Linked DNA regions of Mus musculus: region 2 is linked to region 1. A link is a contact called in ENCODE POLR2A ChIA-PET data. All regions are on one chromosome and are shown on one strand. Each heading gives the region's core, a stretch centred on a gene start or an enhancer-like site at or near the end of the contact. The rest is flanking DNA. Distances are from core to core; before and after follow the strand shown.

Region 1 (6,370 bases), core at 2,910-5,409:
TTAACCTTTCTATATATCATTAAATATTTTATATTTTTAAAAGTATATAATTGCAATAAAAGCCATTACTTTGGCAAAAAATAAAAAGCACTTTCCATTTACAACTGCCTAAGGTTATCTTAATTAAAATTAGTTCTCATCCTCTAAAATTAAATTTAAAAAACTTGCTTTGTGTGAATGTTTAATACCTCAGAAATGTAAAGATCAGCTTGCTTTAGCAACTCTCCAATGATCAGGACATTTGAGGTAGTGCCATCCCCTGTGACATGGTCTTGGGCTGCTGCCACTTTTGCAATGATGGAAGCCGTTGGGTGTTGAATTTGCTGGAAAAGGTAAACAGCAAATTTAAAGACAGAAACTATGATGCGGAAAGCCACTGAATCCAAGGCAGCCCAAGGGACAATAGTAAAATTAACAAGCAAACGTCATGCTGCGCACTTACAAGGTCTGCATTATCAACATTTAGTAAATGTCAAATCCAAAGTTTTAAAGTTGAGAATTAATGAGGTTTGAACATTGTATGAAAGTCTTTGCTTCAAAATGCAATGACATTTCCAAGAAGAGATTAAGCCCTTCAATCTCTAAGAGGAATATATTTATGAACACCGTAGAGGACTTTTTCTTTTTGCATGATTACAGAGACTATAATGAAGTGCTCTGGAAAAGATGTTATTAATTTGTAAGTCTCCCTAAGCTATCAGAATCTATAAACATTTGAAAACTGCAAAAATCATTCTGTTGAGGTTTAATCCAACAGCCATATCTCAAGACTGCAGTATTTAGCTGGCAGCCTTAAAAATACAAATTGTGGTCAGGTGGTCTTGGGGAAGGCCTTTAATTAAAAAAAAAAAAAGTTGGGTTAGAGAGACAGCTTAGCCATTAAGAGTATGTTCTGTTCTTCCAGGAAGTGGAGTTTGGTTCCCAGCACCCAGAAGTGGCTCAAAGTCCAGCTCCAGGGAACCTGAAACCCTTTTCTGGCCTCTGCAGGTACCAGCATACATGTAGCATACATTCATAAAGATAGACCCTCATACATATGAAATTTAAAAATCAATAAAATCCTTAAAAATATAAATTGTGGGCTGGAGAGATGGCTCAGCGGCTAAGAGCACTGACTGCTCTTCCAGAGGTCCTGAGTTTATTTCCCAGCAATCACATGGTGGCTCACAACCATGAGATCTGAAGCCCTCTTCTGGTGTGTCTGAAGACAGCAACAGTATACCCACATACATGAAATAAATATATATATATATACATGGATAGATAGATAGATAGATAGATAAATAGATAGATGGGGGAGGGGGGTAAGGTTGAAGGTGTAGCTTAGTGGTAAAGAGCACTTGCCCAGTATATGAGGGTGCATCACTCAATCTCTAGCATTGCAAAAAAAAAATATATATATATATATTTTTCAAGACAAGGTTTCTCTGTGTAGCCCTGGCTGTTCTGGAAGTTGATCTGTAGAACAGGATAGTCCTAAACTCAGAGATCTGCCTGTCTCTGCCTCTGGAGTGCTGGGTTTAAAGGCATATACCATCAAGCCCAGCTAAAAATTTTTTTTCTTTAATTTATGTGCATCGGTGTTTTGCCTGAATGTATGCTTATGTGAGGAACTGGAGTACAGAGTTGTGGCCTCCCATATGGGTTCTGGAAATTGATCCCAAGTTCTCTGGGAAAACAGCTCTTAATCACTAAGTCATCTCTCCGGCCTGCAATAAACAAACAAACAAACGAACTTTCAGAGTGTACCTTCCCCACCCCAATGTTGAACCTAGAGTCCTGCACATGCTGGGGAAGTGCTCTATCCCTGAGCTGCATTCCCAGCCCATGTGCCATGTTCTTAATTAAAGCTTATACAATTTATCATAGCCAGCAGCAGCTCGGCACTGCATCTAATACCTGAATCCAACACTCAGGAAGCTGAGGCAGGCAAGAAGGGGAGAGGAAATTGTGAATTTGCGGCCAGCCAGGGCTACATAGGCAGCTCCTGTCTGAGAAAAGAAAATGACAAAGAGCATTGGCTCACCATCTCATGAAGCAGTACATTGCCGTCTTTGGTGAGTTTGATGTCACCTGCCCCAGAAACAAGCCTGTAAAAAGGACAATGGTGCTTAACTACACAAGCCAAGAATCAACAAACCCTCCCGAGTTCTTGCCATTTATGGTCCTAAAAACAGTTGACTGGGCTTGGAAACGCTACACTGAGCCACGTGGTGACATGTGGTAGTGACTGCCACTTGCGTCTCATGGGATTAGTTCTCCCGGATGACCTTACAGTAATTTCATTCCAAACAGAGCATTTATGGTTTAAACACGAGCTGATGAGTTATACATGTTGGCTAATGAAAAGTATAAAACAGGGCTGGAGAGATGGCTCAGAGGTTAAGAGCACTGGCTGCTCTTCCATAGGACCTGAGTTCAATTGCTAGCAACCACATGGTGGCTCACAACCATCTATAATGAGATCTGGTGCCCTCTTCTGGCATGCAGGCATACATGCAAGTAGAACATTGTATACATGATAAAAATAAATATTTTTTTAAAAGTATGAAACAGAGTACAAATCTACAAATTTCTGTAGGTTTTTATCTTGGTGAATGTCATGATTCAGCCACTGAATTTAGTTGTCTAGTGCCTTGCATTTATTAAATCACCAAGCTTAGTCAATTCTACAATTAAAATGCCTTTGGACATCTCTCTCCAATTTAATTGTTATCCTTCCTAGACTGCTTAGACAGCATCTTGTCTCCTAATTTGAATCAACCCTCCATGCTACATCTTTCTAAAAGGCAATGGGATTCAGTTTCCTGATCACCAATCCTTCAAAGATGTTACATTCTCTACCATCTTCAAGATAAAAATCCAGGTAATTTATCAGTAACATACTTGGCCTTTTCCAAACTCTCCTGTTCCATCCACCATTATTCCCACAGTAGGTCTTTCTGTTCCCTTAATGCATTATAATGTTTATTTCTGGTGGATTTACACCACTAGGAGGTCTTGATTCCTGTCACTCATTCTTCTACAACTCTGATCAAACATCCCCTGATATCTGAGAGGATTTTCCTTCAATCATCGGTAATTGGGCCCTTTCCTCTGTAAAATCATTTGCATCTCTATATAATTGACATACCTGTCACTGCCATGTCACTTTAAGGATACCATCTCAAAGGCTAGAGAGATGGCTCAGCAGTTAAAAAGCACTTATTGTTTTTGAAGAGGATCTGAGCTTGGTCTCCAGCACCCATATCAAATGGCTTACAACTGCCTATAACTCGAGTTCTAGGGATCTGTCACCCTCTGACCTCTGGGGGCATCTGCTCACACCTGATGCACATAAACTCAGACAGATGTGCACACGTAAATATAAATCAGGTTTTTAAAGGAAAGGACAGAAACTATCCCATCTGTTTTTCCAGCATCTAGTGTTAAGTGGACTCGTTTACTATAAACGCTACTTTGCTCATTCCTCTCAGGGTGTCTCTTTCCCAAGAGACCTTTTGATCTCCCCTACTCTTCTTTCTTCGTAAAACAATGGTGCTAAATAAACATATGTCCAAATGGATGACTAAACATGAAGAACTGTAGGTGCGGAGAGTCCCAACTGCTGGAAGATAATGGAACTTGAATTTGAACCTATGCCTGCCTAGCTCCAAAGCCAGTACCACTCCACCACGTCAAAACAATACTGCCTGCGGCGGAGCTGCAGCCCAACGTCTGCTGAGCGCGCGCACAAGGCTAACAGTTTCTATTGACGGAGTCTTTTCTTCGGGGAGGCGCTCTCTTCCTCGGCTAGAGAATCCTAAGAGCAGGAGTGAGAGAGAGGAAACCGGGTGTCTAAATGTCGCAGCATTGCTCACAGGTTTTCACTGATCAGCATCAGAATCAGAGTGAGCCGCGACACCCCGCACACTCTAGCGGCATCTCACATTTTTAGCGCGCCCTTAGGACCCAAGGTGGGACGCAGCACATCCTGCAGCCCACGGGCGGCGCAGATGTTCACAGCCAAGGCCGCTTGGCTCCGGGTCACTTCAGCGCCAGGGTTAGCGATTTTGATCGCAGCCATGGTTCAACAGTCCAGCCCCAAACTTGCCGACTCCGAACCCTGGCGCCACGCCCACACTCCTGAGTGTGGGCCAATCGGCGCCATAACAGGAAGTGACGCTATCACGCCTCGGAAGCTAGACTCGCCTGAGTCCTGGGCGCAAACATGGCGTCCTCCACCTCTACTCGGACTCCGGCTGGGAAGCGAGTGGTGAATCAGGAAGAACTGAGGCGCTTGATGAGGGAGAAGCAGCGCCTGAGCACCAACCGGAAGAGGATCGAATCTCCATTCGCCAAGTACAACCGTCTGGGGCAGCTGAGCTGCGCACTGTGTAACACCCCGGTCAAGAGCGAGCTCCTGTGGCAGACCCATGTTCTGGGAAAGCAGCACCGGGAGAGAGTAGCGGAGCTGAAAGGCGCCAAAGGAGCAACCCAGGGCCCGTCGACCGGCACTGTACCTCAGGCCACCAAGAGGAGAGCGACGGATGTGGAGAGCCAAGACGCCAAGAAAGCCAAGGCCTCCGCGGGACCTCAGGTACAGCCCTCCACCTCAGCCTCGTCCGCCAACTTGGATGCCGCTAGGGCGGCCCCCAGTAAACCTGGACTCGGTTTACTGCCTGATTATGACGATGAGGAAGAGGAGGAAGAAGAGGGAGGTGGAGAAGAAAGAAGGGACAGCAGCAAGCATCTTCCGGATGCACAGGGCAAAGAACACTCGCTTGCCTCTCCGAGGGAGACAACAAGCAATGTGCTGCCAAACGATCCGTTTAATACAAATCCTCCCAAGGCCCCCTTAGTTCCTCATTCAGGGTCCATTGAGAAAGCAGAAATACATGAAAAAGTGGTGGAAAGAAGAGAGAACACCGCCGAAGCATTACCAGAAGGGTTCTTCGACGACCCTGAGGTAGATGCAAAGGTCCGGAAGGTGGATGCCCCAAAGGATCAGATGGACAAAGAGTGGGACGAGTTTCAAAAGGCTATGAGGCAAGTCAACACTATCTCTGAAGCGATCGTTGCTGAAGAGGATGAGGAGGGACGGTTGGACCGGCAGATTGGAGAGATTGATGAGCAGATAGAATGTTACCGCCGAGTGGAAAAGCTGCGGAATCGCCAGGATGAAATAAAAAACAAACTTAAAGAGGTTTTGACCATAAAAGAACTTCAGAAAAAGGAAGAGGAGAATGTGGACAGTGACGACGAAGGAGAATTACAGGATTTGCTGTCTCAGGACTGGAGGGTAAAGGGGGCTTTGCTGTAAGGTTTTGAAGACCCAAGCTTTCCATCAGTCCCCGCTGTCCCTTAAAAAGTGCTGTGTCCAAGTTCTTGGGTTCCTCTGACCTTGGATACCCCTAATTGTTGGGATAAAGTAAGCCAGTGAGGAGTAATACTTTGGGGATGGTACTGTGTGCGGTGCTATTTATTATAAAATGTTTGAGGTAAAACCGTTTTTGACATTTTTGAAATTATAACCACAAATTGCCAACTTTTTCATCTTTACAGGTTCAATGTGGTTTTTCAGTTGTAAAATCTAAGTTGTAAATATTGCACATAGCTAAGTATATATTTATATAAGTCACTCTGTTTTGATCCTTATATTAGTCAGATAAAAAAGACACATGTTTATATGACCTCGATGTATATATATTTTCAAGCCTTAAACTCCAAGGGTTGGCGCTTTGGGAAGGTTGTTTTTAGAAGGCCACTCATAAACACATATTCTTCATAAAGCAGTGGATGGGTATTCTTTTTTCAAAAGCATACAGATGTCCAGACTCCAGCACAGTGTTTCTTTTGACAAGATCAATGATTGCTAAGTTGTACATCAGTATCACCTGTGAAACTTTTGATTGTTCATGGAATGTCAAATCGCCTATGAAGCTTTAGTGCCTGAGCCCCATCTTAAAGAGGTTTTGACCATAAAAGATTCCATAAATTAAATGGGATCCAGATGACAATATTCTTGACTATTCCCAGGTTATTCTAGTATTTGCCCAGGTTGGAGATTCAGCTGCCTTAAGTGTAAAACCTATCTATATATTTTTCAGGCTTTGTTTTCCTTGAACATGCTCTGTAGTTTACTGTACTCCCTGCCCCCGAGTGCTGCTAAACAGATCAGAGCTATGGGAATGCTAGGCAAGTATTCTCCCACCACCAAGCCAGTTTTCAAATGAAGGAAATATTACCCCATTGAGTTGGAAATTTTATTTTTGTGGTAAATCAGGCTTGTGTTTACAGGTTCTTTCAATGGCAGGAAGATAGGTAAGTTGCTAGTAAGGCAATGCCAGTTACCTTATTCTAGTTATTGATATTTTAAAGTTTTCCTTGC
Region 2 (6,441 bases), core at 472-2,971, 82 kb after region 1:
GGGAATTTTGTTTTATCTGTCATTGAAAGCCGTGACTGAGGATGAAGGAAAGCCCTCTGACCAGTATTCCAATATAGCTAGCCGGTCTTTGCAACCACAGGTCTTCCACATTTAGAGGATGTGAATATAAAAACAAATGAAAGGATGGCAGGTATAATTAACAACGTTCAAGCATACAGCAATATACATGGCATATAAGACAATAGATATGCCACATTCCTTGTATACAATGGCTAGCCTGCTCAGGTCTAACATCCGCTTAAGGATCACTTCAAAGAATGGAAGAGCTGGCTTTGGACTCCCAAACTGAGACCCCTTGATCCACATCTGAGGGCCCAAGGGTTCTCCAGTTTCTACAGCCAGTTTAGTCTGGCTTGAGGAAACAAAACCATCTGGGGTTACCTGCTTTTGCCTGTCTCATCTGAGTTCAGTATAGTTGTGTACGCGGTGACCTTATGCGGTTTTTGATAGCGGGACTGGGGTGGGGAGGGGGCTTGGCTATGTCTCTCAAGCAGTTTGTCAAGGTTTGTCCAATTGCCAGTAAGGCTCAAATCTGAGAAATACTGCTAGTCTAGAAAGATATAATGAGGGTAGCTGAATTTATGAACATATTTGAGGGTCCTGGAGGGAATGGGAGACGTCAAAGCCTTCAGCACCTTGACATTTATGATAGTGAAAAAATGATAGGCTATTGAGAAAGGGAAAATGAAGCCTGCTGGGGAACCACTCAGTAGTATGCCAGCCAGGCGGGATAGAAGGCAGGGCAGAGGGCGTGGGGGTGGGGTGGTAAGTGAAGGCTCCCTGCTGAAGTTCAGGGAAGCGTGAGCAGGAAACCATGTACCACCATCACAGTGTGGTGTGTGACAAAATACACAAGATTCCCACATTCCCATTCTATGGCTGCAGCCATAGCATACTCTCTGGAGGAGCCTCACCCAGGCTTGGAAAGTAAGCAGCTGCTTTCAAGAAGTGACTTCTGGGCTAAATGAGCTGCCCAGGTGTTTCTGAGACACGTGTACAGAGCCTGGAGCCAGGGAGAAGCGCAGGGGAGGAGGCAGAGTGTCCAGAGATGACCCTGCCAGGTCACTTAGACAGAGTCTAGAGGCAAGGACAGGAAAGAGACGTGCATGCGGGGACCCGAACAGAACCAGGAATGAGAGGAGGCTGTTCTTCACATCGGGTCAGAGGAAGGATGGTGGGCATGAAGCCATGGTAGACAGCGTTGCCCACAGCTCAGCAGCCAGGTACTAGGAAGGGGAGCAAATGTACCTGCCTGCCTTTCCTTTCACTCTAACTTAGCTTGAGCGAACTGTTTCTCGTAAGACACAAAAAGAACAGAAAAGGGGAACTAAGATATGACTGAAGCTACATAGCTTTTAAACGTCATTGGTCTGCTCAGGTCTAACACACCCAGATCCCCTTAGAAAGGACACGTGTCCCCCTTAAGGGCTTCGAAGATGGAAGAGCTGGCTTTAGACTCCCGGACTGAGAAGCCCTGATTCACATCTGAAGGCACAATTCTCCAGTGCTTACCCCCAGCCTAGTCTTGCTTAAGGAAACCAAGAAAAACCATCTGGGGTTACCTGCTTTTGCCTGTCTCAAAACACTGCCACAGCAGACAGTGGGCTGCCCGAAGAAGCTGCGGCTGAGGTCGCTGGAGCCATGTTCGGATGAGATCATCTCAGGGGCCAGCAGCAGCTGCTCTCAGGGACAGTGAATGGTGCCGCCTGGGGACGGAGCTTTGGTAAGCAACGTTGCAACAGAGCTCAGGCTTCACCCAGGGCAGTGCTGACTCACGCCAGCAAAACTCCCATTTCCCAAACAGCCCAGCCGAGCCAGCAGCAACCGACTGCAGCCTAACAAAGAGACAAAGGTAGATTCACCTGGGGGTGGGGGAGAGCCAGGTGAAGCTCATTTCCCCCACTGCTAGAGCCCCTACCTGGGAAGCTCTGGTGGCCAGTTTCTGAAATTTCATCTCAGAACAGCCTGAGGCTCCCCACAGCCAGCTGCTGCAGGTAGCAGGCTCACAGCTCTGAAGATTTTCCCTGGAGGGTGATACACAAGTTGCTTTGCTTTGTAAAGGGTAACATTGGGGTCAGGGGGCTGGGAGAACTAGCCTAGTCCCTGGCGGCGGGTGGAATCCGACCGCTGACTTTTTATCAGCCCTAACCAGCTGGCTTCTCTTTTCCCACCCAGCCTCCTCTGACCTCTCTATTTCCTTAGACAACTAGACTTCTCTCATTAAAACAAAACTAGCAGGGTCCTTTTCTACCTCCCTAGTTGCCAAACTCCCTGCTAAAGTAACAACATCTACTGTCATATTTTTGGAATACCTAAGGAACATAGGAGGTTGGCCTTAGTATTCGTCCTTAAAAAGCAAAGTCCTTAAATGTGTATCAATTCTTTCTTTCTTTCTTTTTTTTTTTTTTAGAAATACAGGTTGTAGATTTTATTATTATTATTATATGTAAGTACACTGTAGCTGTCTTCAGACACTCCAGAAGAGGGCATCAGATTTCATTAAGGATGGTTGTGAACCACCATGTGGTTGCTGGGATTTGAACCCGGGACCTTTGGAAAAGCAGTCGGCGCTCTTAACCACTGAGCCATCTCTCCAGCCCCAATTCTTTCTTATTAGCCTGTTTATTTATAAATCAATTTGAGAATAACTGGCTCATTAAGAGCTATTCATTATTATTGAATTAACCCTGACAGGCTAGAATTGGCATTGGTATTACACACACACACACACACACACACACACAAAGATCAAGGCCTCACAATCTGGGTGCTTTAATTTTCTGTGATGGGTATCTGCCTGAATTCCTGTCTGTGCACCATACTTGCACATGATGCCTGAGAAGGCCAGAAGAGGCTATCAGACCCTCTGGGACTGGAGTTAATTAATGGATTGCTGCAAGCTGCCATGTACTGTAGGTGCTAGGAACTGAGTCCTCTGGAAAAAGAGCCAGAGCTCTCACCCACTGAGCCATGACCCTAGCTTCCGGATTCTTTGACAAGAAACTGAAGTTCCTATCAGATCCTTTTGTTCTCTGGTGAAGAAATGCATGAAACTCTTGGCAATGACATTCACAACCCCTACACCTGGCCTCCTCCATCTTTCAAGGTACGTTTCAGATGTCGTGAACTCTGGATGGAGCTGCCAGTCAATAAATGCTAGGTTAAAATGCATAGGCAAACCTGCCATGTGTGGTACACGACTTTAATCCCAGCACTCTGGAGGCAGAGGAGGGTGGCTTTCTGTGAATTCAAGGCTAGCCTGGTCCACACAGTGAGTTCCAGGACAGCCAGGGCTACATAGTGAGACCCTGTCTCAAAATACCCAAACCAACAAACAAGAAATACATGCAGACAGAATCTGACTTTAAAACTTGCTACTTTACTCCCTGCCAACAAACACGTTCTGTTTGGTTCCATTCACACAGTTCTAAAGAACTGCGACATTCCAGAAGGGCAGCCACTGGAAGTATTACAAACACTGGCTGGTTTCCCTCCTGGTCAGTGTTGCCCATTTAGAAGCTGGAGGTATGTAAAGGCAAGTTTCCCCACAGTGTGTTAATTAGTCCTTCTCAAAGGATAACGCATAGCATCGTTAGAGCAGCGTCCCCCTATTATCTCACCAGCCACACTCCAGAGAATCCTTCTGTAACTGAGGATAAGCCCTACACAGACTAACATAAAACAACTCTCCAGGGTCACATACGCCCAGCCTCTTTTAGCAGTGTGGTTACAAAACTATTATATTCACTCCTCCTACTCTGGTAAAAAATCTAGGCAGTGGGATGCATGCTAGGAGCTGACATGAACCATGCCAACAACAACTGAAAGCACGGAACTCCTCAATCTGCTAAGATTCCATTCAGCTACGGAGGGCCAGCCTTCTCCTGAGATTCTGATAGCTTTAATCCACTTCTCCAAAATACGGCCTCACTCCACCCTTGGACCTCCTTTTACACTGGAAAAGAAAGAGCTCATAAAAGATGCTAAATTTGAACTAATGGCTTTGGGCACACGAGGTTTTATGAGATTATGTAAAAATTGTGAGACTGTGGAAATAAAATAGTACTGGCTATGTCATTTAAGTTCTTCCAATTTTAAAACTTAAACAACCCACCTCCCAAAATTATTAATAGGTTTTTTTTTAAATGGGTCGTTGCAGTATATATGTACATATAAAAAAAAATAAATGAGCTGGGTGTGGTGTTGCATGTCTGTAATCCCAGCATTCAGGAGGCTGAGACGGGACATGATTACGAGGTTAGCCTGGGTATACAGTTAAGTTTTAGGCCAGCATGAAACCCCTCTCCCACACACACAGTTCAAACAAACCCCAGGGGTCATGGAGATGGGTCCGTAGGTACTGGATAAGCTAAGCTCTGTCCCAGAGGCAGGGATACAGTGTACACCTCTGTATTCTCAGCACTCAAAAGCAGGAATGGGAGGATAATCAGCTAGAAGCTCATGGGCCAGCTAATCTGGCCAGCCACCTCCTCAAACCCTGGGAGGTAGGTGAGCACTCAACGGGATCTCTTGGAGACTTCTTTTGTATATAGCACAGACCGGCTTCAATGAATGATCTTCCTCTCTCCGCTCCTGAATGAAGAGACTGTAGGTATGCCCGCCACTCAGCACAGTTCTTCTTGACAATAATATTTTTGTTTGTTTTGGTTTTTGGGTTTTTGAGACAGGGTTTCTCTGTGTAGCCCTGGCTGTTCTGGAACTCACTCTGTAGACCAGGCTGGCCTTGAACTCAGAAATCCGCCTGCCTCTGCCTCCCAAGTGCTGGGATTTAAAGGTGTGAGCCACTGCTGCCCAGCGACAATAAAATTAATCTTACATTCACATCTTTTCTCTGAAAGTGAAACAGTGAAACCCAAATTTCCAAGAACCAGTGGCGTCCAAGACACTGACAAATTCTAATCATTGGTGTGGAGGGCTCTTAATGACTAAGCATACCTTTTTTTTTAAGGTTTATTTTATTTTTAAATGTGTAGGAGGAGATTTATGTGTATATAAATGCAGTGCCCATGGAGGCCAGAAGTAGGCATCAGGTCTCCTTGGAGATAATGCTATGGATGATATGGACGCTGGGACTCAAACTCAGGTCTTCTACAAAAGGAACAGTGCTCCCCACCCACCAGAGGTGCTCAGTCACCTCTGCAGCCACCCCCCTTTCAAATAAACAAGAGTACCTGCTATTCTAAAAAATAATATGGGGGGGGGGGGCGCTGGTGAAATGACTCAGCTGTTAAGAGCACCGACTGCTCTTCCAAAGGTCCTGAGTTCAAATCCCAGCAACCACGTGGTGGCTCACAACCATCTGTAATGAGATCTGATGCCCTCTTCTGGAGTGTCTGAAGACAGCTACAGTGTACTTACATATAATAAATAAATAAATAAATATTAAAAAAAAATAATATGGGTACCACATCATCTAACAAATCATAGAAACTAAGCAGGACAAATGAAGGAAGCTGTGGATACTCAAGAATAAACTGCGGCGCTGCTTAAGAACCCTGACGAGAGCCCAGGGATAGTGATAGTTTCCATCCCAGCCCCTCAGCAGCTCTGAAGGAACAGAAGTGGAGACACGCCCTGGAATTGCATCGCAGGTAGTTCAGACATAGACCAGCTTGCGACAGTGCCTGGAGGTTACTGCTGTTTGCCTGAGCACGCAGAGAGTAAAATGAAATGTTTTTTTTTTTCAAAGATCATTGAGTTGAATGGCAGTCACATGGGTCCTTGACATCAGCCCTCCTACGCATGAGAACCGAGTGGAATATAACTGGACTGCTCCTTATTTTCTCGGTTGGGCTGTTATTTTTCTCAAGTCTCCAGAAGACAATTTTCCTAACTGCTGTCACCCGCAGTCTGGTTATACCGAGCCGCTCTCACACCTGGGATGCAGTACAAGGGACTTCATCGAATTTTTATTGCTGAGAAAATGCAAGTTCACTTGATTCCACAATAGTCAACTGAAACAAAGGAGACCACTTCCCCCTCGGGGACAGGCTGAAAGCTGAGGCTTTTGACTCCCTGATGAGGCAGTTTTCCCAGAAATTCAAACCATGCATGTTATAGAGCTCATATGTCTTGAGAGTGCCTAAATGTCAACTTATCGACACCGTATCAGCCAGTGCAGCTCACTGTAACATTTGGAAGCACAAACCTGCTGTATAAAATGGCCTCTCCTGGGAAAGAGAAGCTGTCGCCATAGCAGAGATCATTCCATCTTGGGGCCAGGAGGACCAAGCGGCCCTTTAATCTTTAACGAGCCACTTTCATGTTCAGACATAGGAACTGGCACAGCTGAGCCTCAACCAGCTTTTCAACAACCTCAAGCAGAATGAGGGTGTGCCACCCCAGCCTGTGCCCTGTTTACAGCTCCCAGAATCTGTTCTATAATGTAATTGTGGGCAC

Evidence for each region. ChIA-PET counts read pairs that join two places held with the same protein, here RNA polymerase II (POLR2A).
Region 2: POLR2A ChIA-PET joins it to region 1 with 15 read pairs in Patski. The contact joins the enhancer-like site here to the promoter of Cct6b in region 1. POLR2A ChIA-PET finds 5 or more read pairs at or near these places in 3 of 5 experiments (Patski and embryonic stem cell).

What each region holds. Positions count from the first base shown.
Region 1 is chr11:82,760,162-82,766,531 of GRCm38, forward strand. Cct6b (chaperonin containing Tcp1, subunit 6b (zeta)) reads right to left here and starts at 4,160. Exons shown (of 14, transcript NM_009839.3): 1 at 3,930-4,160; 2 at 2,027-2,090; 3 at 189-323. The coding sequence starts at 4,066. Zfp830 (zinc finger protein 830) reads left to right here and starts at 4,184. Exons shown (of 1, transcript NM_025884.4): 1 at 4,184-6,370. The coding sequence starts at 4,211. The coding sequence ends at 5,302.
Region 2 is chr11:82,844,169-82,850,609 of GRCm38, forward strand. The region is part of intron 1 of Rffl (ring finger and FYVE like domain containing protein); the gene reads right to left. Among named protein-coding and RNA genes, the nearest start is that of Rffl, 24 kb to the right of the region's middle. Within about 2 kb of position 1,722, at least 3 of the 3 ENCODE cell types and tissues checked have a DNase peak (open chromatin) inside an H3K27ac peak, as active enhancers do.